Regions from separate parts of the Homo sapiens genome. Here all the other regions are linked to region 6. A link is a loop called in an ENCODE intact Hi-C map of the cell type or tissue named here. Cell type or tissue: PC-3. All regions are shown on one strand.

Region 1 (4,000 bases), 210 kb before region 6:
GCCAAAAGGCGGTACTCACGTGGCGGAAGGGAAACTGCATTAAAAAAAGAACGAAAGCTCCGCGGAGCCGCAGCGGCGCCTCTCCCAGAAGTATTACTTTTTCTATTGTTATTTTATACGTTTTCTTTTTTATTTTTGTCTTTGACCATATAAGCTTGTAACTCTGACTGCGGAGAGTGAGTGGAGAGAGGAGAGGCAACGAAGTCCTTAGCACTGGCAGCTCCCACCTCCTCCTCCCGCCCCTGCCCCCACCCCCGGAGCCTGCAAAAGTGTAATCCCTGTATCTGCTTCAGCCTCCTGCCCTAGGGACCGCGGGGCAGCCCCCTCCCAGCTCTTGCAGCTCAGCTGGCGGCCGTGGGCTCCGGGACTAGGAGAGCGGGACGGGGACCTCGGGCCTGGGGTCTGCAGGGGGCCCGGCCTCCGCTGCCGCGACACTGCGAGGGAGCAGCCAGCCAAGAGCCGGGCGTTATATTGCGATTGGCACTTTATGCTGACCATCGGTAACGGACATTTATCACTGGAGTTTTTTTTTTTTTTAACTATTAAATAAACGGTTATTTTACAGGCATTGCAGGATGGGTAATTTCCCTCCTAAACGCAGGAAACCGGTTGGGTCCTCTCTTTGAGAGGACCAGGTTTCTCTGCTGGACGCCAGCGTGTCCCCCTCCTACCACCCCGTCTTATTAGGATGACAGGGCTGAGATGTGTGGAGCAACGTCCTCTCTCCCGGTTAGGTCTGCCTCCGCCCCACCATGTATTGATTTTCCTACTTTTCTCCTCCGCCTCAGGGATAGGGTCTCAGCCTTCCCACTCCTCACCGCTAAAGTGCTGTGAGTTTACGAAGAACCTAAGCCTGAAGGCAGAAAACCGCCCGTGAGAAATCCCAGAGTCTCTGGGTGCTGAGACAGCGTCTCTGGGTGCTGAGATCGCTTAGGGTGCAAGAAGAGAAGAGAATGTCTTTCCCCACCCTAACCGAAGGCCTCCCTCCTGGCCTCTGGCTTTGGGGTGGGAAGGACCCGCCCTCACAGAGCCTCAGAGCTGTAATATTTCCCGTTCCCCGGGTCTCAACACTCGGGTGCAAATACACAATGACCGCTGCCTCCCCGGAACCCCAAACCAACATCACTCCCTCCCTTAGGGTCCCTCAGACACAATTCTCTGCTTGGGACTTGTCCCCTCCTAGGATCGAGGCTCTGCACCCGCGAAGATTCCCTACAATTTTAAAGCCTTGTCAGGAATGGTGGGGGCGGGCGCCCTGGGAGGCCCGGGACGCTTAGGAGGAAAAATTCGAGTCCGCCTTCCATAAGCTGAACCTTCCCTGGGGTGTCTAGTTTTCCCACAGTTAGAAGCCAGGCCGCCGGGGCTCTTCTCCTTGGGGCAAGGCGGGGCTCCCCCCAGCTCCAGCGCCCTGACCGCGGGACCGCGCAGGCGGTGGCGCCCGCGGCCTTTCCCAAGCGCAGGATGGCCTCTCCAGCTTCAGCGCCCGGAGCGCGGCGGCCGCGGATGACAACTGGACTATAAGCTTCCCTGCTGCAGGCACCAAAAATCCCAGCCTCAAGCCGGGCCCTGCTGGCTGAGAAAGCGGCAGGGGATGCAGAAGTTAAAACGCTCTGGGCTTTCACCACCCCATCCCCACCTCCTCCGGGAACGCTCCTGAGTCCTGTGCGGGCTAGAACTTCGAGGCCCGGGAACCCAACTGGGCACTGGAGGCTGGCCCTGCCGGCGCGGACCAGCCCTGGCCTCCACGCTCAGAGCCACGCTGCCCCCTGCTGGCCAGCCCTGGAGGGGCGGCCCAGGACTTGGCACCTCAAGGGGTCTTGCCCGCAACCTCGCGAAACCACCAAGCATCTATGTGTTTGGTCCCAAAATCTTGACTGGCCCCAGGACCCACTGTGGATGAGGGGCAGGGCGCTGCTGAGTCTGGTCTGGTCTGAGGGATCTTCATTAGTTGGGCACTATCCCAATCCTTCTTCCAAGCAGTTCACAAGGTCGCGCGCGGCCCAGGATTATGCCCCCATTCCTGAGAACTGGGGCCTCTGAGTGCGTGGAAGTGGGGCTAGCCAGTAGGTTTGCGGGTGGTGTAGACGGTCTGCGCCCAAGCGGCGCACGCAGGTTGTGGTGTGGTTTGTGCCTGACCATAGCTTGTACTAGGGTCAACTGCAGAATCTTCCTTGGTTTCTTTATGAAGCCCCAGGAGGCTGCGGGCCATGGTTGCTCCAAAACAACCAGAGTGCATGGGTGAACACACACACACACAGGGTGCCCTTCCTAGTCCCTTGGCTCTTTCTGGGATGCTATCCTTGGGGTTGTCTATGGCTGCTCTTCCCTAGCCCCTGACATCCCTCCACCTCCCAGAACACATCATTCCACCTCCCTGAAGATCGAGCCTCTGCAGTTCCCGGGGCCTCAGGAAGCTACAAATGCGGTGAAATGGGGAGGTTTGCCAGCCACGTTAATCCTTTTTGGGTCACCCCACCTCCAGCACTGTGAAAACCCACCCAGTCCAAGGTCTGCAACTGAATGTCAGTATCAAGTGTGCATCCTCAAAATAACAGATTTCCAGTGCAGAATTTTAAATTGGGGATGGGGAATGGAGGGTGGGACAGGATGATGCGCAGCAACTCCCTGGCCCTCTCAGAATGCCCCTATTTGCTCTACTGATGTTTGCTGTTATCCCGGTGGACTCAGAGATCACGTCTCCCTGCAGCTTGTTCTAGTGATTCATAGACTGTGCAGAAACAGTAACTACAGGTGGAAAGGCCGGCTGGGCCTGTGGGCCATCCGACCCTATCCAGGCTACAATTCCCAGGTGATGTGGTTGGTTGATGTGGTTGGAAACTAGTGCCCCAGTTTCCTGCTCATACTCAGTGTGGGTTGCACAAAAAGTGCAATTGAGAGGGTCAGAAATGTTGGGTGGGTTTCCTTGCCTGCCCCAATTTTTCCCCCAATGCATCTCTAGAAAGTCCCAGCTCTTGTCTCCTCTCCAGACCCCCATCACAATAAGCTTCGCTGGTCCCAGTGACTGTGTGGCGCTCAGCGTTGCTGGGGCTATTTTTCAGGAGAAAAAGAGGCCGATGGTGCTGGCCAGGTGGAGTTCAGCTGGGGCCCTTCTCAAAGCTGCTAGGCCTGAAGTTTTTGTGTACGGCTGGGGAAGCTATCTGGCCTAGGACAGCCTCTTGGGCAGGGAGGGCGGAAGGTGCCAGAGACCCTGGGCACAGCCCGGAACTGCCAGATGCTGTCTCCGGTAAGATATCAGGTGCTTCCAGGGAAAAGAACAGCTTGCAGGAGCTTCTTCCTGGGAGAGAGTGTTTCAGGTTCTACCCCCTATTTCCAGAGTGTAGTTAGGGGTTAGGGACCCACTAAAAAATGTTTTCCCGCGTACTTCCTTGCCGCGGAATTCACTGCTCACATTGTGGGGAGGGACGCAATGTGATGCTCTGGGACTCCCTGACGTGACCTCAGCTCCCAGAACCTGAGGACCTGATATCCTAAATCCCCTAGAATCTTGGTGTCCCCATAGCCGGCTCAAAAGAGTCCCGTCCCACCTCTCAGAGCGCGAAGCCTCTGTGACGTCATGGTCTCCTCCCGCAGACACCGTGACGTCACAGAGGCCTCGGGCTGGAACACAAGGCTTGAATGAGGTCCACAGAGGCATTCCATTACGTAACTTCGTGACGTCACAGATGGGCCCCGCCTCGGGCTAACATATCCACACCTCTCAGCCCCGCCCCGCCCCGCCCCGCGAATCGGCCCAGGCAGGCGCCACGAATCGGTTCGTCTCCACTAACACGATCCGCAGACCCGAAGCGTTGGCAGCTGTCCTGAGTGAAGGGCGGTGCCCTGCAGCGTCCTCTTCTTGAATCAGTGGTTTAGAGTGGTCTCCCTGCCCGCGGGGTTTCAGGGCAGCAGTTGCCGCGGCGTACTCATCCCACCCACTTCTGCGCCCACTATGGCCGCGCCCACTGCGGCCCCGCCCTCCTCTCCCACTGCGCAAGCGCCA
Region 2 (4,000 bases), 170 kb after region 6:
AACAACCAAAACCTCGCAAATCGTGGGAATCCAGAAAGGAAGCACTGACACTGAAATCAATCTCCTGACTAACAAACACATAAAGAGCTGATGAATGTCATTAGTGATTAGGGGAATACTAATCAAGACCACACTGAGGTATTATTTAACAAACAGATACATTTTGCAATTGGCACGTGTTTTAAAAGTCTGATATTGCCAAGTGTTTGAAAGGATAAATTGGAGGAAGATTTTAAACTTTGCTAATGGGATTGTAAAACTGGTGCAACTACTTTGGAAAACAGCTTTACGTGACCTTTTAAATTTGAACATTTATATATCTTATGGCACAACAAATACACTCTTAGATATGAACCCAACAACACTTGCACATACACGAGAGGGAATATGTGCGTGAATGTTCATGACAGCCTTATTTTTAACAGTTAAAGCCTAGGTACTCATCAACAGAAGAATTCACAAGGTCTCAGCAAAGGACTTTCACACAACAATCCAAACAAATGAAGGATAGCAATTGACAATATGGATTCACCTTAGTAATATAATATTAAGATATTAAGCAGAAGCTAAATAAGTCACTAATTTTTTCTTGTAGCATGGCATGATACATTTCTGTGAAGTTAAAAGCTATTGAACTAAATAAAGAACATATAGAGATGCAGTAAAAATATATAGAATTTTAAAGAATATATAGAGATGTAATAAAAATATAGCAAGAAAATGATGAACACAGGATTTAGAAAGCTAATTTCTTAGTATGTAGGAAAGCAATTTCAAGATCCAATTGAGCTGTGTTTCACAAGGGTGGCAGTTCATTTATTCCTTTATTCAGTCAACAAATAGTATTAAATATTTATATATTAAATGCTGTTAAATGATAAAAAGTATTAAGCACCGATTAGGTGTAAAGCACTGGGATAAGTATAAGGGTAGTAATGGAACAGACAAACATGACTTTTAACCTTCAAAAGGCTGTATTACAATGGGAGAAAGGTCCGGAGAAGACTAGGATTCAAAAAGTGTTTCTATCTTAATGAGGACAATAACATTCATCTTTGGAAATGGAAAGAAAGAGTCTTCCTAAATTTCTTCCTGTGTGTAATTGTAAGTTCAGCAGGACTTCTGTAAAACAAATCCAAGTTGATAATAAATAACAAATTCATAGATACCTGAGCATAGCATACCAAACCAACGCTCAGAAGATATATTTATAGAAAATATAAAGACATTGGTAACTACTTCACACCACTTACACATGGCTCCTCTTCCAGCACCATGAAATTGATTATTTTAATTGATGAATTTATTAATAAACACAGACTGAATCCCAACTATACATAAGTCCCTGTGCTTGAATTTGAATGGTCTTAAACAGTTGTTACTCAAACTTTAACAATATGCCCCAGCAGCAATGACTACAGAAGAGATTTGGTCTCAAATAGTACAGATTTGTGAGTTCATATGAAGCTATACAGCTGGCAAGGTTGACACAAGATATTTTCCTAATGACTCATGAAGGTGACAGGTTTGCATAAAGCATGACTCCTTGCAATTTATTTGGGAGAGTTGCTGATTGCTGCATGCTAAAAGCTCAAAATTCTAACTCTGGTTAATGAAAAGGTTAGAGCTGCTGAGTCTGACATGAAAGACCTGTGAACTACCCAGGCTAGGGGCATCCTCACTTTTTCCTGTGCACAACTCTGATTACTCTGTAGTTAGTCCTCACAACTTTCCCTTTGAACCTTACTCTCTTACCTACATAACTTCATTGTCACTAATTCCTGATATCTTTCTCACAAGTTTTCATCTTGATTTGACTTTACTTTCTGCTCACAGAAAAGAAACAGGTTAACTTCTTCTATTTCTTTGTTTGTTTTTATAAACTAACTATTGGATGAGACCAGCTTAATGCATCCCCCAACAATCTGTTCGCTAGGACCCACAAAGTAGGACTTAAGTTTATTGTTGAAATTACTGGTAAATTGGATTCCATGCTCCTATTGAGGGACTGCATCAAAGTGGGCACTACTAATTCAATTATCTGCTAATCCGAACAGAGGACCAGACCGAGAGCTGGAACCATGATAATAGGGCTTCCACGTTCTTCTGCAGAACAGCCTCAGGGAACTGTCCACACTGCCCAGGATGCCACCTCAGGGTGAAACATCCAAGATTTGCTAGTTAGTGAGGGACACTCATCAGTAAGAAGCTTTCTTTCTAATTTTAACCAGTTGTCAGTACATAAGACAGGAGGGAATCAGAACCTAACTGTGGCTGTAAGAATGGATGTTGTGCAGAAACCACGTGACTGGGAGAGTGAATCCCTCTATCAGGCAGGAAAAAATAATGCTCAAAAGGGAAGAGCCAAGGACTATTGGTCCACACTGTGAAAGAAGCAGTTTGTTTGTTTTGTGGGTGCGCTTTTCCCTCTGTAAACATGTTCTGAGGCCAAGTGATTGGTAAATGTTTTATAAACTGGAAGTATAAACACAGACATTCTCTTCCAAAAATGGATCTCTAGGACTTCCCTAGGGAACTCGCTCTTGTTTGTTCTAAATTCTGAACCTGGTTTTAATGAAAATGTTACACGTCTAATATTTGAGGTGGTAATCCTGACATCAAAGAGAAGAAATGTTGAAAAGGTTTTGAGACACCCTACCAAAAGCCATTTCTGCTTCTGTGAAGGACACTTAAATTACATGCCTTAATAAAGGAAGAAAAGAGACGAGTGTGTGTGTGTGTGTGTGTGTGTGTGTGTGTGTGTGTATGTGTGTGTGTGTGTTGGGGTGGGGAGAGCTGGTACTTTGAAGAGCATTCTCCTTTAACCACATGTTCTGAGGCCTCTGCTCATGCCAAGTGACAGTTCAGTTTTCAAAGTCATTGAAGTCATTGTTATGTGGTTCTATTTTTTTTCTCATGACACCTTTCCTCTAACCTGGTCATGAGTTGGTTTGAAAGAGCTATTTTGATAGAGCCCGGAAATATTAATAAAACATCTATACATTGAGTGTGTTGAATGCTTCACCAAATGGTGGACTTCTAAATAAATGGTCTCTCTGCAAATAAGATGGTTCTTCCCCTACCAATCTGCAGAGGACTGGCCTAGAATTTGGCTCCTAATACATCTGTTCTCAGTTCAAGAGCCCCTACTCTGCCCTCCTAAATGATATTATTCAGCTGGATAAGAAAATTACAATATTTAAACTGTCCTGGAAGAAGAACAATATGTTTGGGGAGAGCATGTAGTGTGTACTGCCAAGGGAATGTACTCAAGTGTTCAGAGACAATCCTTCCTTACACATCTTTCCAGAAGAGAGAGGGCAGAGACTCTACAGCCTCTTACGTAAACCTTGCCCTGTGCAAGGGTCCCCTGGGGTTTCCCTAGAGGGTCGTATTTGTGGAGAATGTCTATTTTTGGTTTATGAAACACATCCTTTGTCATTTGGCTTTGGATCATATGTACATATTGGGGGATCTCTGAGAACACACACAGCGTCTTGATAGTTTCTGTGCTTTTCAGTCAATTGGTGTTTAACTGCAGGCATCATCTCACCTCTGAGTTTTACATTTACTGAATCTGATATTGTGAACAATATATGTTTCCTGATTTCTCCCCCTCCCCTTCTTCTCCCTCCCAATTCAAATCAACACAGTGGAATTACCAAACTAAAGAAAAGAGGTTGGTCACTAGTCTTACCCTATAAGGAACCACCAACTAAAAGCTGAAATACAATTATCTCTTTTTCTCACTCTCACTACTCATAAAAAGATTAGGATATTTTTCCACTTTTCTCACTTATACCAGTGCTAGATTTGCAGTCTTCTCTTCCCGCCTTTCCTCTGGTGTCCTCTTCATTGAACTTAAACTCCATATTGATGACCACCCCTGCCCCCAACCCATTTATCCTCAGCCTCCTTAAATCTAGTGTATTTCAGCCAACTTCAAGCACAGCCACCCTTTGACTTTCATCAGTGAGTAAACACATGTCTACTTGTGAAA
Region 3 (4,000 bases), 150 kb after region 6:
CTGATGTTTCAAGCTTGTTGAATTCTAACTCATCAAAATAGTTTGGGTTACCCCCTGTGCTACTTTACAAGGCACTTAGGCATTTTTTCATGGGGTTGGGAAATCATGTTTCATCAGTAATAAACAGGATCAACCCCCAAAGACTGAAGCTCAATTTCAAGCTCAGAACCCAGGAGGTCAGAGTGGATTCTATCACAGAAAATCACAAACTCCCTTTCCTCAGCAAAGCAAAACATATTCTGGGAGAAAGAGAGGAGGCTTAAAGTCAGGCACAGCAGTTTCTAATATTTTTCCACTTGACTTTTCTTAATTAGTGTTGACTAGCTTAATGAAGCAATTAAGGGGCTTATTTGCTTTTTAAAATCACATGTGAAATTTAAGAAACCTTGAAATAGAAGAAATATTTGTCCCCAAGATCTTACCCCACAAGGGATATCAGTTTGAATATTCTCCAACCACTAGAAAGTGAGAACAACCGACCCTGTTCTCCAAATGAGGCCCAAGCAAAACAGAAATCGCAGTAGCCGACTCTGCATGTAGAAATCCTCAGTAAGTGAATGGCTGCTTTTCAGATGTTATTTCTGAGACTTCCATGAAAACAACAATGATAATTAGCTTTTGATAATAAAGACATCTACCACTTATTGATTAATTATGAACTAACAATTGTGCTGCAGACACAATTAGATTATTTTAATATTTTCGTATATTATTTCAATTTAAATCTGTAAATTTTCCCTCCTCTTTTTACTAGAGTAAGAAAATAACGATTCACAGAGGGTGAATGGCATGGCCAGGGTCACACACCTGTCAGGACCTCGATTGAAACTTTTCTCATTCAGACACATGGTTTTCCCATGACATTTCACTTTCTTCCCTTGTGATAATTCTAAACCAGGGGAATTGTGGCTTAAGCACACCAAAGATCATTAAATAACTAAATTTGTGTGTGCATGTTTACACCTATATTTATATAAATAGCATATATAATAGTAAAAATTACATTATTTTAAATAATTATATCTAATTATCTGTATGACAAATAAGCCCCTAATAGATGGTATATTAATCATATGTTTATAGTTTTTTAAGTGATTTACATGTAATGATAAGCCTACATATCACAATTTGTAATTGATATAAACATAAATTGATAATAGTACAAATACATATACAATATATTAAATGTGATATGTATGTGACATATACGTGAGGCATACAAATCCATAATATGTAATACAGGCCATAATATAACATGACATATAAAACATATAATACATAATATTGTGATATATGTAATGTGTTTGTATAAAATACACAATACATGATATATAATACATGGAAATTATGTCTTTAATAATTGTGTATAATTACAGTATTATCAGAAATTTTGATAGAGGGTTAACGATTAGATTATTTTATATTTATTTTAATAAATATATCCTTAGAGGACATATTTATTTATTTTAATAACTATATCCTTAGAGGACAATATTCTATATTACAATATAACTCAATCAATAAATTTGATTATTAACTAATAATATTATGGAGTAATTAACTGGACTATCCAGAGTTTAATGTGTGCATCTGGCCATACACAAGTTCACATTTATTGCCTACCATGTGCTAGAAACAGTGCAAAGCACTTTACATATCACCTTTTTAAACCTTCCCACAAACCAGCAAGGTAGGTACCATTCACTGAAAAGAAATTGAGGCATATATCAGTTAAATATTCTTTTTTTTTTGTTTTTCCTTTAGGGGCACAGAGCTAGCAAAAGAGCCAGGAATCAACCCTTATTTTGTCTTATTCCAAATGATATAGTGTTTGTATTCTACCAAGTCAGATAAGTAGGTGGAGAAAAGACAAAGTGACAAAACACAGGAGGGACAAAGAGATTATGCCTTCATGCTTCCCTGCTCCTTGAAAATGTAGTATATGCCAAGTTTTCATTGATTCAGTGGGTAAGGCAAGGGACACTGGCCTGGTGCCAGTTCAACCACTCTTTCAGTCTCTTGTTTATTCAACAAGCTGTTCCACTGGGTCCTGGGGAAGAGGGAATTATTTGGGGTGGCAGCCCATGGCATATGTCCTGATGCAGCCCATGGCATATGTCCAAGCCCCTCCCAGTGTGACACTCTTGTGACCAGGGTCCATATGCTCATGGCACTCCCTTGGACTTGGCTATTTTTTTGTTGCCTCTGGGACTGCAGGCTAAATACTTGGCACTGAAAACATTGCCAGCAGCAGGACAGTTTGGGAGTACATCCCACATGGGCACTGAGTCAACAGTGCCAACAGGAGGAAAACATATGAGCCCGGGGAGATTTCTTAACTATCTGCCCAGTGGGGGAAATTGTTTATTTTCTACATATCTCCCAAAGAACCCATTTATGAGCTCCATTTGTGACTTCAAACAGGTAAGTTGGCAGAGACATGGCAGTGAAGATAAGATGATGACTAATTAATAGTCTTGCAACAGGTTTCAACACCCAGATCTACAACTACCATTATTTTTTTTCTTAACCACTAACATTTATTTTCAAATACAAACATGCTTCTAAGTATTTTTCTTAATACAGATAATAGTTTTATCTTGTTCCTGGCACGATTTCCTCTTCCCGATAGGGTTATAAATAGGGTATTCCATTTGGCAAGGGTCTTGTCCGTGGCATTGGAGAGACGATTCTATAGTTACTGTAACAAAACAGCACATAGTTGGCATATTTCTCCCCAAACTTTCCTAACATTTACACTGCCATCTGCATACTTTTCACTTGACTTCACTCTGAAAATTGACTGTTCCTCTGATACATACCAGAGACTTGGCTACTTGGACATTTGGAAAAAAAATAAAAGGAGCAAAACATGAAAAAGGAAGCATTCTTCCCATTTCTGATCCCAGGCATTCAATACTTGTAATAGTACAGTAGTTTGTAAGAGTGGTTTAAGGTAGCTTCCTTTAAGGTCAATTTTAATTTTAAGATTTTAGGATTCTGTGAATGAAGGGATAATTCATGAATATACTAATATCGATAACTGCTTTATTTTCCTGAGTTTATATGGCTAATTGCCTATATTCAAATATATATGTAGAAAAATGTGGGAGCAGTATGTGTGTGTAAGAAAACTCAAAAATGGGTCTTAAAAACACAATAAAGTTAAAATGGAAGATCCAGACCTAAAACCCTTTCCAAAGTTCTGCTCCCAACATTTCAAGTAAGTGTTAGATAATGCAAATTAGTTTTTAAGAGGATTAAGATGTTAGAACATAATATCTCTGGAAGTTCAAGGATTTCCATTGTTGTGAGACAAAAAATGCATAAGAATACAAATCTCCATAGTTTCGTCTTCCAGATAACCTGATAACCCCCACCAGTTGGGCTTCACTTTCTTTTCAGGTTTAAAAAAAGGAGGGGGAAGGTTTTGGTAATAGCTGCAGGAGTTATTGATGAATTGAGGATTCTCCAAAATGAGACTTTTAGAGAGATAGAATACACATAGCCCTTGCCTGAAGAACTGGATAAATCCACCCTGTCTTCATCAAACATGGTTAGCCCAGGCATCATTTGAATGAATGCGAAGGGAAAACTAACTTCTCGATGTTTTTTCTTGAAACTCTGCCTGTGCATTTGCTCATGTCATATGAGCACATAGAAGAGAAGCCAGGTCACTGAGTGAATATTGGCCCATAACACATTTTATGGAAGGCTATTTGGTGCCTAGTCACCCCCAGAATGTCTTCATATGAGGATTTACTGAGCCAAAAACAATTTAAGATTTATTTGAGAAGTCACCCAAGTGATGAGTCCATTTGTGGATACAAAGATATTAGTGATTAGAATGGTTGCATTGGAGATGAGAAGTTTCATTGCTGTTGCTGCTGTTGTTTTATTCTTTTTCTATGCTCTTATGCAAAATACTGTAGGAAAATAATTTTTTAACCAAGTTTAATGTGAGATTTTACTTGTGATTTTGATATTTTGATCCCAAGCC
Region 4 (4,000 bases), 220 kb before region 6:
CTGACAACTTAACTCTCCAATACCACACAGGCAGGATCTAGCTGACTGACCCGCCCTTGAGCTGAACTGGGGTATGTGCCCGGCCCTCCCTTTCCTCAGTGGGTGGCCCTTGTACCAGGTTGGCTAAGACTGAAATGCCCTATCCAGGCATCCTGCAGTGGCACTCCTGCTCCTAGTCACTTTGCTGCCTGTGCAGGACCCTGGGCACTGAGAACTAATCTCCTTTCCTATCTGTATGGATCTGGTAGCCTGGCACAGCTCCCATCAGCTGTCTTCTCTGAAAATTAAGAATGAACTATCCTGACTACGATACATGGCTTATTCCTCCTTAGATAATCTCCTGAAATGTTTGTTACAGAATGAAGTTTTGGCAAATGAAGTCATGATTCCAGAAACTCTCTATCTGGAATAGATAGATTATAATACTTTAGTTTTAAGTTTTCTCTCCATTTCTTTATTGTTGACATGTGATATGAAAACCAATACTTAAATATACTAAACCCGACCATTGGTCATTTTGAAGTGAAAATCATATGCTAATATATATTTTCTTTTTTGTTTTGTATCTACTTCAAGTGTTTCAGCAAATGCTTTTCTTTTCCATGGAAAGGTTCTCATGTAGGGAATTGGAGATATGACCAGCAAATTCATTTGCCTGGAGTCACCTAGGAAGAGAGTTATGGTGGGAACTGGCATTTCAAGTGTCCCCCCACTTCCAGCCTAGACCATGGAGGAAGAATATCTGTCTTTTGAGGGTGGCTAAAATAAGGGATTGTGGTTTTCCGCTGTGTGCAGAATCCCCACTACATTGTGATGTAACTCAGATGCACAAATATGACTCTATGACTCCTCCTCCTGAGTCTAACTTCCTAGAAATCAGAGAAGGAAAGATTTATTTGTATTTATTTATTTTTGCTGATGGGGTGGTCCCCTCCCAGTTCACTGTATTCCCTTTGTGGAACATTCTCAATTCCAATCTGTCATCCTTCCATCCCTCTCATCTCCCCAAAACTGATGCTTAAGTTTAAGTTGCACTTGGTAGAGGAACACCAGGTATTAAAGCCACATCCAGTAGGATGCCTTTCAAGTTCCCAGGAGCAATAGCATCCCTTCTAGTTGGGCCACCGCCTTGGGGGCTCAGCACCTCTTCAGGGTGACAGTCTGAAGCCAGGAAGCACCCCTGGTATAAACACTAAAGAGGCAGAAGCACCTGGCCTCCTTCTATTCAGTAGGTAATTCTACTCATCCATTAGGTGAGGCACAGCGCGGCTTTGCATCACTTAGGGAGGGTTGGTGAATGTAGTAATTCTTTGGAATGTCCAAGTTGGGTCCACTCCCTTTCCACCCCTCACTGCAAGCTCAGGATAGGGAAGTGGGAGGCCCTGCCTCAGAGGAGCAAAGTGAGTGATGGGCAGCAGGAGGACACAGCCTTCCTCTAAGAGCTTGGAGCAGGTAGGGAATCTGTCTTTCTCTCTGCCCTTTTCTTGCTTGTTTTCTCTGGGTATTTTGCTCCAATGAGTGGACCTGACACTTTAGGAACTCATTCTATGCAATGTGGCATAGTCCTCTGTAGACAGAGAATTAACCAAAGAGCTTGTTAATAGGTATATTCTTAGGATTTCTCTCTTCAGGTCTCTATCTGAATACCTAGAGCTATGATGACAAGGGAGGGTCCTGCTAGAATATTCTGTACGGAAATCCGAAAAAAAAAAAAAGGAAGCAGCAGAGGAACTGGAATCTAATGGTCTGGGAGGAAGGAGAGGATAGGAAACCTCACGTGTTTCAGGGAAATCGATTCACGGAAACAGACTCTCTCTCTTCTTCCCGCGCTTCTTCAGAAAGCCAGGATTTGGGATCCGAAGCAGGACGTGCAGACCTACGAGGGGCTGCGGACGGAGGCACCGGAGGGCACTTCTCACCTCCGGGTGTGCCGGGAGGGGCACGCGGACCGAGCTTGCAAATGCAGGATGGGGTCCCAGTAGATCTTTGCTCATCGTCTTCCCAGGACCAGAAGCGAACGGCGGCAGATAGTTGCTAGGAATTTCGGATTATTTAAAAACAAACAAACAAACAAACAAAAGCCCTCATCCATCTGAGAGCAAGGACGTCTGGTTTGGGGCAGGGAAACAGAAACCCCGTGGCGAGAAGAAATTCCTCCTCCGTTTGCTCTTTGGAAGGGTAAGCGTGTGCGTACTTTTAAATGAGTAGCAGCAAACTTCTAACTGAGAAAAGAAAAACTGAAGGACTAAAATACTCTTGGGCAAAGTGAAATAAGGATACTGTGGGTTTGCGAGTTTTCCAAGAAGGGGTCCCGAGATGTGGCTTGCTCGCCAGCAGGGGGCACGTTTTCTTTAGGATTGCGTCCCAGAATCTCGAAACCTCGCAGCCGGACTCTCTCCGAGTCCCATCGCCGGAAATCGCTCTGCAGATAATAACCCTCCGGTGTCTGGAAATGTTTAATTACCGCGAACTCTCCTTCCTCCAGCGCCACCCGCCGCCGGTGCAGCCCGGAAGGACCCAGCGCCGCGGGTGCAGTAGGTGGCTCTATCTGCAGGATTCCACCCTAACTATTCACAATTCCGTTCAAACTACTGTTCTCCAACATCCCCGGCTGATTAGACATTGCCTTGTTTCTAATGCACTTATTTACACCTTGGAAAAAGGAAAAGTTCATTAACCTTAGTACATAGATCTGGATGTGTCTAAAATAGTCTGACAACTCAAATTTGTGTAAAAAGTAAAAACCCATGCCGTCTTTTACATACATTTTACATTTGATCTTCACAACAGAAGACATCATCATTCCATTTTCCCGATGATCGTATGCCCATGCAATTCCATGCTAGTATTTATGCTTCATGTCACACATATTTTTACAAACCAAAGGTATATGTGTGTGTGTGTGTGTGTGTGTATGTATTGTTACATTTATTAAGGTGAAAGAGTTACATTTGTGTGCCCGTAAAGAACTTACCAAACGGGAACTGCCTGGAAAAACAGTTCACTTTCCCTTTCAGTTTTGATACTGTAACTTGTCTGTCGCTGTCACAACAAAAAACACCCGCTCTTGCGTTCACCTGGCATCTGTTCTCTTAAGGACCCTGGATTGCATTACGTTATCAGAGGTGTTATCTGAACAAATGTGCGCAGGAGTCCTGTTACCTACCTCCCGTGCTTAAAAATCCTTCCCACCCCCAAGCTGGATTTTGACCTGATTGACCGTAATGGTTCCAGAGGAACTATTGAGCCATTACTATCCATCATCTAAATGAATACAGAGGGACGCCTAAATCTCCAGGTTATTTGAAAGCCCTGTACATGCGTAAGGGGGTTTCTAACGAGCAGACCCCCAATTGTCTGCAAAGTAGTTACAGGAAGTAGTTGCGTTGGAAGCAAAAATTCGCAAGTGCTGAGCAAACTTCATTTGAAAAAATGAGGACTTTTTTTTTTTTTTTTAGGCTATGGGGTGCGGAGAGGTGGGGTTCATTTTTTTTTGAATCCAAAACAACTCAAAGCAATATAGACCACATTCTAGTTAATTTTCTGGAAGCTGCTCAATTTTCACTCCGAAGACAGGCTGGGGCGCTTTACCAAGGAGCAGGAATCGGGAGAGGGGCTGGGGTTTGGCGTGGAGACATGAGCAGCGGGCCGTCACCACCGCAGGCGTGCCCAGGAAAAGGCGGCAGCAGGGCTTGCTGCGGGACTGGGTTCAGTGCGGTCCACAGCCCGGAAGCCCGGGCAGACGGAGGGATCGCTCCCTTGACGGACCTCACATCGACTGGCGGGTTGTGGAGCGGAGCGCCGGACGGAGAGCTGGAGGCCTGGTCTCTACTGAGGGGACCCTTCTTCTAGGCTGCCCGGTCCCAGCCGAGTCTGGGACCACTCCGGCGCCCGCGGTTCCGCCCCGAAGGCAGTGAGCGAGAGAGCCAGAAAGAGTCGCGGCGGAGTTCGCGCCGGCTGGAGTCCGCAGGCTCCGAGCTAGCAGAAGCTGCAGCCGCGG
Region 5 (4,000 bases), 620 kb after region 6:
TGGACTCCAGAATAAGATCATGCTGCACATTCACCTAAAATATATTGCAGGAATTCTGCAGCCAAATATCCTTGACATGAATACAGAAACAACAGAAATACAACAAGCAGATGACTGAGAATTGGACCCACTGGTGGGGATTTGGAGGTGGCAGAGTGCAGCCTGTGGAGTGTTTGGCCCTGAGGGTCACATCATTCTGAGGACAGGGCAGAGCTGCAGGTGAGCACTTAGTGAGGGTCAGAGGTAGCATGCAAACATGAGCTTTGGACTCATTAACTCAAGTAAGAAACAGCACTGGGGGAAATAAAGGCTGACCCATCAACAGAGGAATTATATTCAACTCTGGCGAGAACCACGCCAACAGTCCAAGCAATTTAAGAGATGTACTTAACTAGTGTGAGGAGGAGTCCTCTAATTTCTGTCTCCAAATTGGATAGCATGGACTCTTTACATTTATTCAGCACACTGCAGTGTGTGAAGCCCTTTCACATAACATTACTCATGAGTTGTCACAAACAGCTCTGTGAAGCAAGGAGAGCTAGGGGAGTACAATCCCCATTTTAGGAAACTGAAGCCATGAGTTCCATGAGGAGGTCTCAACTCAGGCCAGCTCTCCCTCTGGCTCCACTGTAACCTTGTGGTTTTATTGATGGGGGCTTTCCTTGAGGAAGAGGATGCAGGAGTTGATCTGGCTCATCAGTCTGTCCCCCTGTGGAGGTAGAGGCCTGCGCTAGAGAATATTGTTATGGTCCTTCATCCTGTAAGGTACCATCCACACGTACTATTTCCAAAGTGACTGAATTTGCTTAATCCAAAGTGGTTAAGTAGAATGACAAACAGAGATGGGGTGTTAAAATTAGGGTTAACTGACAAGATTAAGAACGTCCTATACTGCTAGATTTATTTTCCTCCTTTCCTGGTCTTTTAAATGGGCCTAAAATATATAAAAGTGGATACAGAGATACAAATTGGTAGCTCTAGGGCCAGAAGATGTTTAAACTAGTGTTTTAAAAAGCAATAGTTTGAACATCAAATTCAAGTCATGTACCTTCCAGTTTGACAAGGTTTGTACCATTCCCTATTGTCTTATATCAGACCCACTTTTATTCCTTCAGTCAGTCAACAACAACTATTTACTCTACGCCTGTTCTGAGCCGGGCGTTCCCCCATAACTACATTTTCATTACCTGCCTGGGCCCACAGACACTTGAATAACTGGTCTCCACCCTAGACCACAATCGAGGGGAGCTCATGTTTGACGAATGCTCCTTTATTCCTCTGAGCGTAACCTCCGTACCTGAAGTTTACATCACCTCGAAGCTAGGGTGTTGTAACTAATGTTCACCCTGGGTCTTCAGAGATTGGTTTTTCCAAAGACTCTGCTGCTTTTCCTTTTAAAATCCCAGAGCCAGAGGCAAATGGTAGGCATTCCTCTCCCCAGAGCCCAAATAGGTGGCTGAAACCTGGAAACTTTCAGGGACTTGCCAAAGGCCCCAAAGGTAGCAGGGAGGCCTCCCGGAACGACTGGTCCTCTTGATTCCAAGCCCAGAGGTAGATCTCCTGTCCTTGAGGGGCTTTGGTTTCAGACCCTGCCTGAGAGAACAAAAGAGACTTCAGTTGTCACATCGACACAGCCCCGAGCTGCTCTATTTTCTAACTTGGCTGGCTTTCCCCGTGTGCTGTTTCACATCAGATACCTCCTCCCCCCACTTTCCTTCAGATGATTGGTTGAAATTAAATATCCTGAAATTACATTGAAGGGGGGGGGCGCTAATACAAAATTTTAATCAAAATACAAGCTTAACAGTTCCCAGCCTTTGAAATGTGAAGCAGACACTGGGTCCGCAGGGATGCCCCGACATGTTCTCAGGTGTGAAGTTAGCCAAGGAAGGGGCCCATTCTCTGAACATGAGAATTGCAAGTAAACCAGCACATTGCAAACTCAGGATTTCCAAATGAGGCAGGGCCTTCTCTCCCTTTCCACAGCGTGCATGGGCAGGCTGGCCCAGAGGGAAGTTCTCACTGAAGACACTGGAGGAGAAAGGGTCCCTCGTGAAAGGGTCTGGGGGTTCTCCCTGCCCCACCTGGCTTTGATCCATAGGTATGCCATCCAGGGCCTGAAAGCTCAGGAAGGAAAGGACTGGATAAAGGAGCTTGCAGGGGAGGCAAAACCCCTGATATAGCAAGAGCCACTCTGATGGAATGAGGCAGACATCGGGCGCCCTCTGGTGGCACATGCCCCACCAGACAACACGGAGGCTTTCTCCCTGGATTAACTCTATAAATAGAAGGATGATTTATTAAACAGATTTGAGGCTCATTTGAAGCACTGGGCCATGATTGCTTCGGGGCTCAAATAAGGAGGTGCTTAGGACCCTGCCTCTTATGCAAACACCTGGACTCACTTAGCAAGTCACTAGCATGATCTACATTACAAGTGCATCGGACACTGTTGGCTCAGCCGTTCCCAGCCAGGAGATGCCAAATTCCTCATATATAAAAGGAGCTTTAGTAACTCAAGCAAAATAAGCACACTTTTCCCCCCACTGCCTTCCCAGAGACCTAGGCGGCAGAGTTTCTGTGAGGATACACAATACCTTGTTACAAACCATGTAATGTTTTAAAAAGTATCTATCTGACAGCCTTGGCTAAAGCCAGATCTTCTATCTCGATTACTTCAATATGTCACATCCATATCGCACCACAGCGTCCAAGCTTTCGGAGCCAAAGCCTCTCTGTCTTGTCCAACCTTCCCATCTGGAAGCAATGAGCTTAATATTCTGGCTCTCCCCCCGTAAAAGCTATGTCACAAAAAAAGTAGCAGCCTGTGAACTGCTTTAGCCCCCCAAGACACACCAGAGCTCCTCATTCTCTGCAGGCTCTGTTCAGTCACATTTTAAGGCCCTCCCCTGCTCCTCCCCTCCCTTGCTGCCCCTGTCTTCCAAACAGCCTGAGATGCTCAGCGCAGTACCAGGAGGACAGGAGTGAACTGACAATCATTTATACTTTAATCCTCCTTTACGACATTTTGAGGGATGCAGCTTAAAATATCATGGAGGCTGACAGACTCCCTCTGGAAAAATGTGTCTGCTAGAGAAGAAGCATTGCCTTACAAGGACCCTACTGTTTCTGGTGACCCATCAGAGACCCAGCTTTGAAGCCTGTCTTGTACCACGTCTCCCACTCACCTTACCTTCTCCAACACTGCCGGAAAGTTTCAGTTCATGGTGACAATGACCTTCCCTATTGCATGTGCCTTAGTCATTCATTGATTCACTTACTCATCCAATTTGGATTGACTACATGGCATGTCCCTTTCCATGTTCTCTGTTTCACTGCAATGTCAAATGAGTCCCTGGCTCCCAGGAGCCTGAGTCTGTGAGGGAGACCAACCCCACTCCAGAACCATCAGATGAGTGTTCCTCAAAGCATGTTTCATGGGTCACTGCTGCGTGGGAACCTTTTGGGTGCCTGTGAAGCGTGCCTACGTCGTGGCCCTTGCCCAGGCCTCCCAAAAGAGGATCACTGGACGCCAGGCTTAAGAATGTGCATGTTTAATAAAATTCTCCAATAAGTAATTTCTACACACATTAAAATCAAGAAACCCACCGAGTTAGGTCAGATGAAGCAGCAAATGATGTTGCGCAAAATGCGAAAAGAGACCGTGGGTACGGAAGACAGAACTTGGGCTTTGCCTGGAAATGATATAATGCCGCTGCTCGGTCCCAAGTCCCTAGGTTTTGGAAGATTGGTGTGAGTGGAAGTCACCCTCCAGCGGAGCACCTAGGACTTTGGCTCCTTGACTGTTCTCCTTCGCCTGGAAGCTTCTGGGGGCAGAGGCCAGCTTTCCTGTGTTGAGTTCTTGGGAAGGGCCTCTGTGTCCTGGAAGGGACTTGAAAGAGCAGCTCATCTAAGCTCTTCAGTTTGTAGGAAACACATCTAGCTGACCAAGGGAAAGTAGGCTGTTCGAGGTCACACAGTCACTCAAAACAAATTTATT
Region 6 (4,000 bases):
ATCTTTAAGCCTTAATTCCAGAGAAGGGTGTGTGTGTGTGTGTGTGTGTGTGTGTGTGTGTGTGTGTGTGTGTGAAAAGCAGGATTAAAGAAAGGAGGAGGCCAAAAGTGAGCTGACCATGAGACATTATAGAGTTATGATTATGACGTTTGGAGATGAACTTTCTGGCAATCACAGAAGCAAGGAAAACCTGGTGAGCTTCATCAACAGAACAGAGAAAATGCACTCATTCCTCAACAGATACACATTTTCTGAAATGTAATTGTAAAAATAACTTGCAATCAGATATGGTTGCATTTATTCTTGACAATAGTTTTACAACAAATTTTGAGCAGTTTCCATACAGCATCTGTTTTACTGACCCCCTCAGAAAAGCCAAAGAGATGGCATCATAGTATATCTTTGTGAAAGGCATACTGCTGTGGGTAAGGTAATTGGTTCAAGAAGTCTTCTAGTGACACCAAAGAAGGTGTAAATGGATTCAGAATTTGGTATCACTGAGACACTTCCCTCAGACAGAGGCTTGTGTACACAGGAATCTAAGTCTATTTGCTACAACATATGTTTGACCCTAACATGAGTCTGACTTGTATCTTATTTCATAGAGTTAAAATTCTTGGGAATTTAAATGATTCAGCCAAACTTATTCAGTTTCAGAATTCTGAGATTCTGAAGATTGTATAATATGTGGCAAGTTCTTGGTTAGACATTTCAATAACTGAACTTTTTGTTCTAACACTGATATCCTTTAGGGCTCCAGTAGGAAAAATTTAGGACTGGAGGAAACTAACATGCATGCAACAGGAATTACTCAGTAGGTGGAATCAGTCCTGTTAGCCCTATCTGTGCAGCCTCCAGTGGAAGACCCCTGTTTCTGTGTAGCTCAAGGCTGCGCTCAAGTTGGAGAGAAGATGATATAGGAGCATAACCAGCAAGCTCGGTGGGCTTGCAGGGACCCTGGGGAGCTCCTGATGGGAGCCGGCTGCCTCCGCGCTTACACAGCTGTAAGGCTCTTCATGTTCTTGGGCTGGCCTAGCACATGTGTGGCTTCAAAATGTTCAAACCTCAGGCCTCAAATAATCTTTTGTTCTGTTTTCCTGCTTTGTATGTTTGACTCAGTAGCTTTGTTTATTTTCATAAAGTATTTCCTTTTGGTTTGTGTTTCTTGGCATGGCCCAGTTTGGGATTTTCTACATGCAATCTTCTTGGGACCCCTTGCCATTCATAATGCCACACCTCCAGGAGGTCTGCAAGCTTTCAGATGATTTCCACTTCCTAAGGCTTGGGAGAGCACTAAGGACCATGATGCCTTCTCTTTTTGTACCTGAGGGGTGAGGGCTGTAGGGAACACAACTGTGTAGGGTCTGGAGCTTCCTCATTTACAGTGCAAGAGATGTACTCAAGCCAAAGAAATCTCATATTCTCATCTTCCAGCTGAACTTTTTTATCACTGATATTGGCAGTACTGACTCTTTGAAATTACAAGTTTTTTGACCTTATCTTTGGGGTCCTGCAACTAGTGGGTTCTTTAAAAGAAAGCCAGGCAGAAAGATAAGCTCTCACCAGCAGCCCCAAGTCCCAGAGAAAGCCTCAGCCTTTCTTTACATAGATCTACCAGCTTTTTTTCCCTTCCCCTGAGGAAAGACATAAAACCCTTTCCCCAAGATTGTCAACATTCCAAAGCAACTAGTCCTGCAGGTTCCCTGTGTGCAAATGGCCATTGCCCTTCTCTGGAGCTGAGCTCCAGGGTGGAAGCTCTTGGCTCCCTGAGCATCCCCTTCAAAGAGGAAAATACCAGTGCCTCCTGAACCAACAATGAGATATGTTTGACTAGTGGTGATGAAATGTCTTCTATAAACACTCCCTACCTTACCCACCTCCCCTTTCTAGGACTGATTCACCACTGAAATATTCGTGTCACCCAAGTTCAAGTACATGAAACCAAACCCTTTGGTGTCAGTTGTTCTTAAGTGCTGTAGAAAGCCACACAAACTTCACTGGCTAGGGAGGTAATTAAGCCAAAGCCAGCTGCTGGCCTCCAACAGGCCTTCGAGAACTACAAATGAGACCTGGGCCTGGGGCTTTCTGGGTCAGATCAATAGTGCCTGCTGGGAATCCATGTTGCACAGTGAATTACCCCCAAAAGTTCCTGGCCTTGCCCAGCCAGAATACATACTTTCAGCACAAGAAGAGATAGGACCAAGGCACCAACTAATGTGATTTTTGTCTTCTACCATCAGCAGACTATGTAATCTCATTATCTCAGGACCCTCTCCCTCAGAGCTTGGGATCCGAAATGAAGTTTAATTTTAAATTCTTATGTGAGTACAAGGCTTTTTTTTTTTTTTTTTTTTGACAAAGTCTCGCTCTGTTGCCAGGCTGGAGTGCAGTGGCAGGATCTTGGCTCACGGCAACCTCCGCCTCCTGGGTTCAAGCGGGCAACCTCTGCCTCCTGGGTTCAAGCGATTCTCCTGCCTCAGCCTCCTGAGTAGCTGGGACTACAGGCACACACCACCACGCCCAGCTAATTTTTGTATTTTTAGTAAAGATGTGGTTTCACCATGTTGGACAGGATGGTCTTGATCTCCTGACATCGTGATCTGCCTGCCTCGGCCTCCCAAAGTGCTGGGATTATAAGCATGAACCACCTCACCCAGCCTGAGTACAGAGCTTTTTACATATATTTTTAGAATAAAAATGACTGTAATGGGACTAGACTAATTATTTCCTTAGGGGAAATATATACATATATATATATACGTATATATATATGTGTATATATATACGTATATATATATATGTGTGTGTATATATATATGTATACATATATATATATATGAAGCACCCAATTTTTCTATATATTACAGGGGGCATTTTCAGCAGGAAGAGTGCCAGTATAAATCAAAACTCCCCTGGTTATGGAGAACACTGAACCCAAGCAAATTCTCCTGGGAGTCCCTAGTCATTGGGAAAGACACTATCCCTGAAGCAGGAGGAGTGATGACCCCCTTTCACAAACCTTAAATTTTATTTTCCCCTGAACACTATGTTAGATAAATCTTTACCTTCTCAGGAAAGTCTGTAGAAGTTCAGGTTATTTATGATCTAGCTACAGTATATTGTTTTTATTATTATAGTACTGAATGCTGCTGCAACTATATGTATTGAGCTGTTATTCTACCACAGATGTTATGCAACATAGACACTTTTAGGTGTAAATAAGCAAATTGGCATTTTCCAAGCTAGCGTTTTGAACCCTATTCTCAGGATGTCAATTAGGGTAATATGAAACAAAAACTTGTTATGTATTAAAATTGTTAGTAACAGCTGATGACAAGAACTTTAAAAGGTTTCTTTACCTTAGAATCTTCAATAACTGAGTGTGCATTGCAAATCTCCACCAGGGAGCCTTAGTGTGCTATATTTTCCAAATTTATTCTACAAAGTAACTTTATTTTTTCTTTTTTCAGGACTATTAACAACTCCTGAAATACTAAGCTATAGAACACAGTTTAGCAAAGTGGGTTAAGAAGAATTTCCTGTGATATAACTAAGCTAATTCAGCCAGTGTAGTTTAGCCTAGAAGGGGCTAGAAGATTGATAGAAGAAATCCGTATTTTAAAAATAATATTATTTATGGCCACTAAATAGAACATTTTAAAAACAGTGTCTTAAAAGAATTAATTTGTATGGACTGTCTAAGTAGCAAACAAGCAAACAAACAAACAAACAAACAAACACACACTCTGGCTATAGAACACTATTTTACTGGGCTTAATGTTGCTTGTGTGTGGCCCATGTCACCTTATGCCCTTTGGATTAGAAATACTTGTGTGGCTGACCTGGGAGATGGATCATCGAATATAAATTTACATGTGTAAGAACATCTGCTCTGAATTGTAAGGAGCTCACTTACAATTTCACCTTGGAAATATGACTTATTTGTAAGATGGCACTACCTGTAATGGAAAGCTAAACTTCCTACATCATGGGTGTGTAA
Region 7 (4,000 bases), 390 kb after region 6:
CTGTTTATTTGTGGTTCTTTTAAGCGATGTCCAGAGACCTACATTTCATGCTTGTTTGAAAGTGTGTACGTAACTGGGGAAGCTGTTAAGCAGCAGTTGGCCTTCACTCCAGTTATTTACTTATTTAGTTATATGTCAGCATGCAGTTTATTGAGTCATAATTCTTTTCAGTGCTCTATGGTGACCAGCATTTGAGGGCATCAGAAGAAAGTCTGTATCTCATATTTATAAATATTTACCAGGACATCATATTTGGATGCTTCTATTTCAATTATCACAGGATTTTCGTTTGCTTGTTCAAAAGGGCTTTCATTGGTAATATGAATTACAAAAGAGGAGGGATAAAAGAAAAAAGAAAAAATATATTTGTTTCAGAGGGAGGAAAAAAATAAATGTCATCCAAAACAAACTGAAGCAAATTCCTTAAAAGTGCTTAAAACTATTTTAAGATGTGCAGATTCTAAAAAGTGAGAAAAAACAATAATTCATAATTATTGCTTTTTACCACGAATATCTAACCTAATGTAGAAAAGTATAGTTTAATTGTGGGAGAAAAATCAAATTTTTGCTATTTTGCATTGTGTGCATTGGCAGCATAAAAAATTGTTCTTCAGGAAAAATAAAATTCTAAATCAAGGGAGAAGAAAGCAGAAAGCTAAATGAATGTAGGACCTCAAAGAAATGCTACGGTTGTTACTTTTCTAAGAACACTGTCAACTACAATCTACAAGCAACATTTTCTAACTTGTACAATGTTGTAGAAATGTGCAGGCGGGATAAGTCCCTCTAACTCCTTTTGCAATACCTACAAGAATTTCACTCAAAGATGAGGCATTTTCCTTTGGCTGCTTGAAGGTTTTTCTGTGCAATACAAGAAGGCAAAGGCAGGACGACTCAGCACACCCCATGCAGAAAGAAACGACTGGGTTAAGATTTGTGTTCTTACTCATCTCTCCTGTTCACCTTTGTTTACTGTAATTTGCAGAAAAGAGGGGGTACAAGAGAAGCTGAATGATGGGGGATACTCCTCTTTTCTGTCTACAAGAAAGCTGAGTTACACCTAGGAACCAGAGCTACCTCTTCTTGGTTTTTAGGAAAATAACCACTGAAGACAGAACTAAGGAAGAATCTGGAAAGGTGTGGTCACTTCCTTGGCTACATTCTAACACTCATTTTTATAACCATCACTAGCAATCAGTCTTAAGAGATAAAAGTTTATTTGGAAATTCAGTCAGCATGTTAACTGTGGTTGAAAGCAAATGACTCCCCCTTCTCTCATTTTGGCCAGAGATTTACACCCTTTCCAAGCCAGCCTGGTCTTATTTATGTAACTGCACGAGAGAGTGGCTTCAGGTTGCCTCTTAAAATAACAAACCTATTTGTGCCTTGTGGGGCTGGGCCCAGACAATTGAAGCAACTTAGACCAAAACAACTCAGGTAACCAGAAAGTAGGAACAGGCAGCTTCAAGAGGCTTTTACCAAGATGTCTCCCCTTTAAATAAGACAGCCTGGTCCTGAGTCTGATTACTTAGACCTCAGAGATACGTAGAATTCTAAGGGACCACCACATGGTCTGGGTTCTGAATTGTTTCAGGTGCTAAAGGCCTTGAAATATGGACACCATCTTAATACAAAGCGTCTGTTAAGTGACACAACAAACAGACAGAAATGCTTTTTCTGCTTATCCTGGTAGACATAGGCATTGTAAGTACACTTTGGTGTCAGTTTTTGCTCAAAAGTAACCCTCCCCAAATTCCAGATGTTACACTGTAATTAATGCACACACACATCCACCCATAGTCATATACATGATATGTATTAATACATTTCTGTTATATCAAGAGTTATCAACTATTCTTTGTTACCTTTCATAAACCCACATGAAATTTAGAAGGAGAATAATCAGTGCTGTGCATAATTTGCAAAGGAGCTTAGATGAGGTATCCTTGGCTTTTTTCTCAATTCCAATGTCAAATGTTAAGTAAATCGACATTTCAGAGAGGAGAATAAAATATATTTCAATTTCAGCTAGGATAATAATACCATCCCTTTCTATAAAAGAAGTCACAAAAACTTTCTTTCTCCACAGGCTGTTAAATGGCGCCCCCTTCCTGTCAGTGGTGAATCTAGTCAAGGAGAAATATATATATGCACACACACATATATATTTAAACTAGATACATAATAAACTAGAAACAAATAATAAACAAGAAATATATGTATATATATAAAGAATGCTAGAAGATGAAAGAGAGAGGTATCTCATCTTCTAGATTTCAAACTGTTAGAGTTTGAAATGAATACTGTAGAATCTCAAGTAGACCCTTTTTTAAACATACAAAATAAACTAAGATTCAAAGTGGGGAAAGGTCTTATCAATTTATTAAATTATTCAAACAATTTTTAAGCAGTAACTGTGTTAATCACTGGAGATAAAGAAGGGTCCTGATACCGAGGGAACTCAAAATCTCATAGCGGAGGCTATGGGACTAAACGTAAACCAATTATTCCAATACAGGCCAAAAAGTGCTATAGTTGAGATGTTTCTAAAGTGTTGTTATAGAAATACTAAGTTTGCCAGAGCAGTTTAACGAGAGCTATCTAACAAGTAAGTTAGACAAATCACTCACCTTTAACTAGATGGTTAAATGTTGACCGGGCATAAAAGGTGGAAAGAGAATTCTGGACAACTAAAATGGAATTTCAAATTCTTAAAGGTTTGGAAAACATGTTAGAATGAGGATCAAGTACTTCCGGGTGGCAGCTGTGTAAGATCCATATGAGTGAATAACAGAAGGAGCTGAGTCTTTCATGTAAGACTGCAGGGTTTCAACTTCAGAGTCATGGTGATCACAGTTCAGTATGCGCTGTTATAGCTCAGTGCTGTCCTTTTGTTCCATTCAATAATCAGATCAATTATATAAAAAAAGGTTATGAGAGGCCAATTCTATGTTAAGCCTTGGAGTGCAGAAAAAAGGCTTCAGAGGTATCTTTTCTCTACATAGCCACAATATGAAGGTGTTATAAATCCACAGCAAGAACAGGGCAGAAGGCAGGGTCCAACAACATGTTATATACAATGTATTATATAGGGTCTTCATAAAGAAATAGTGAAAGGACTATATAGGTCATCTGTTATGCAAATGGGAAAGGGAATATGAAAATACATATAAACCTAATTTTTTAACATAAGGAAACATGAGAAGGGTTAAAATAAACAAAATTTGTCACCTAGATAGCAGAGGAGCAGGAATGAAGGGGTGACACTCCTCTGAGTGTATAATTTTGTAGTTTGGACTTTGGGAAGCATAGTAGTATTCCACATAGTAAAAAATAAAATTAACAAAGATGGTAGGGAAAACCTCAAACTAAATGCAAAAGAAACAAATCCAATTGTATTTGAAATGAAGAAAATAATGTTCTCACTCATAAGTGGAAGTTGAACAATGAGAACACATGGACACAGGGAGGGGAACAATACACACCGGGGCCAGTCGGCGGCTGGGGTGAGAGGGGAGGGAGAGCTTAGGACAAATAGCTAATACATGCAGGGCTTAAAACCTAGATTGACGGGTTGATAGGTGCAGCAAACCATCATGGCACAAGTATACCTATGTAACAAACCTACATATTCTGCACTTGCATCCCGGAACTTAAGGTAAAATTTAAAAAAAAGAAAAAGAAAATAATCATACTGAAGAAAAAATAAAATGAATGCAAGCAACTATAGAAGACAGTATTGTTAATATATTACTTCAGTCTAGGAAATTGAACTAAAACAAATCTGCAACTCCCGAGTATGTTTTTAATATATAGTCATTTGGGTTCAGCAATTCTAAAACTAATTTTGCTATTGTAGAATAGAGTAAATGTGTTGATGTCATTGCGAGCCAAGACTCTCACTGTGGAAGAAGGATGACAGAAATATAGTAATGGAGGGAAAAAGGATATTAAGGGCATGACTGGTGCAATTGACAAAACGGAATATGCAATGCAGATG

The links. Peaks named below come from ENCODE experiments on the same cell type or tissue, not always from the same donor. Only the 100,000 strongest peaks of a DNase experiment are listed, where the experiment ranks them.
Region 1: it touches region 6 in a loop (2.9-fold over the local background); 4 of 110 quality-filtered maps call a loop at or near these places.
Region 2: a loop joins it to region 6, with 3 times the contacts of the local background. A loop is called at or near these places in 2 of 110 quality-filtered maps.
Region 3: it touches region 6 in a loop (6-fold over the local background); 4 of 110 quality-filtered maps call a loop at or near these places.
Region 4: a loop joins it to region 6, with 4 times the contacts of the local background. A loop is called at or near these places in 2 of 110 quality-filtered maps.
Region 5: it touches region 6 in a loop (9-fold over the local background); 2 of 110 quality-filtered maps call a loop at or near these places.
Region 7: it touches region 6 in a loop (4-fold over the local background); 5 of 110 quality-filtered maps call a loop at or near these places.

The regions. Positions count from the first base shown.
Region 1 is chr2:19,348,053-19,352,052 of GRCh38, reverse strand. It overlaps OSR1 (odd-skipped related transcription factor 1), which reads left to right. Exons shown (of 3, transcript NM_145260.3): 3 at 1-568. It overlaps MIR4757 (microRNA 4757), which reads right to left and starts at 3,624; the gene lies at 3,548-3,624. RefSeq lists enhancers at 1,474-1,543, 3,867-3,996. In PC-3, CTCF peaks have their summits at 1,589 and 1,792 (motif pointing left); DNase peaks (open chromatin) are centred at 3,692 and 3,972; H3K4me3 peaks cover 656 bases; H3K27ac peaks cover 368 bases.
Region 2 is chr2:18,969,352-18,973,351 of GRCh38, reverse strand. The region is part of intron 5 of LOC105373456 (a long non-coding RNA gene); the gene reads right to left. Among named protein-coding and RNA genes, the nearest start is that of LINC01376, 56 kb to the left of the region's middle. In PC-3, no CTCF peak of the experiment used is centred here; DNase peaks (open chromatin) are centred at 1,511 and 2,241; H3K4me3 peaks cover 1,155 bases; H3K27ac peaks cover 2,378 bases.
Region 3 is chr2:18,990,042-18,994,041 of GRCh38, reverse strand. All of the region lies in intron 3 of LINC01376 (long intergenic non-protein coding RNA 1376), which reads left to right. The region is part of intron 5 of LOC105373456 (a long non-coding RNA gene); the gene reads right to left. Among named protein-coding and RNA genes, the nearest start is that of LINC01376, 35 kb to the left of the region's middle. In PC-3, no CTCF peak of the experiment used is centred here; DNase peaks (open chromatin) are centred at 2,261, 2,321 and 2,721; H3K4me3 peaks cover 469 bases; H3K27ac peaks cover 1,727 bases.
Region 4 is chr2:19,361,517-19,365,516 of GRCh38, reverse strand. No RefSeq gene overlaps it. Among named protein-coding and RNA genes, the nearest start is that of OSR1, 4.9 kb to the right of the region's middle. RefSeq lists an enhancer at 1,412-2,213. In PC-3, a CTCF peak has its summit at 2,322 (motif pointing right); a DNase peak (open chromatin) is centred at 2,386; H3K4me3 peaks cover 2,020 bases; H3K27ac peaks cover 423 bases.
Region 5 is chr2:18,518,935-18,522,934 of GRCh38, reverse strand. It overlaps LOC105373454 (a long non-coding RNA gene), which reads right to left. Exons shown (of 8, transcript XR_001739302.1): 8 at 1-1,593. Among named protein-coding and RNA genes, the nearest start is that of RDH14, 40 kb to the left of the region's middle. In PC-3, CTCF peaks have their summits at 2,023 and 2,225 (motif pointing left); a DNase peak (open chromatin) is centred at 2,214; H3K27ac peaks cover 338 bases.
Region 6 is chr2:19,138,790-19,142,789 of GRCh38, reverse strand. No RefSeq gene overlaps it. Among named protein-coding and RNA genes, the nearest start is that of LINC01376, 110 kb to the right of the region's middle. In PC-3, no CTCF peak of the experiment used is centred here; a DNase peak (open chromatin) is centred at 1,809; H3K4me3 peaks cover 538 bases; H3K27ac peaks cover 2,068 bases.
Region 7 is chr2:18,748,212-18,752,211 of GRCh38, reverse strand. The region is part of intron 4 of LOC105373456 (a long non-coding RNA gene); the gene reads right to left. Among named protein-coding and RNA genes, the nearest start is that of NT5C1B-RDH14, 160 kb to the right of the region's middle. In PC-3, a CTCF peak has its summit at 2,096; DNase peaks (open chromatin) are centred at 61 and 2,101; H3K27ac peaks cover 1,597 bases.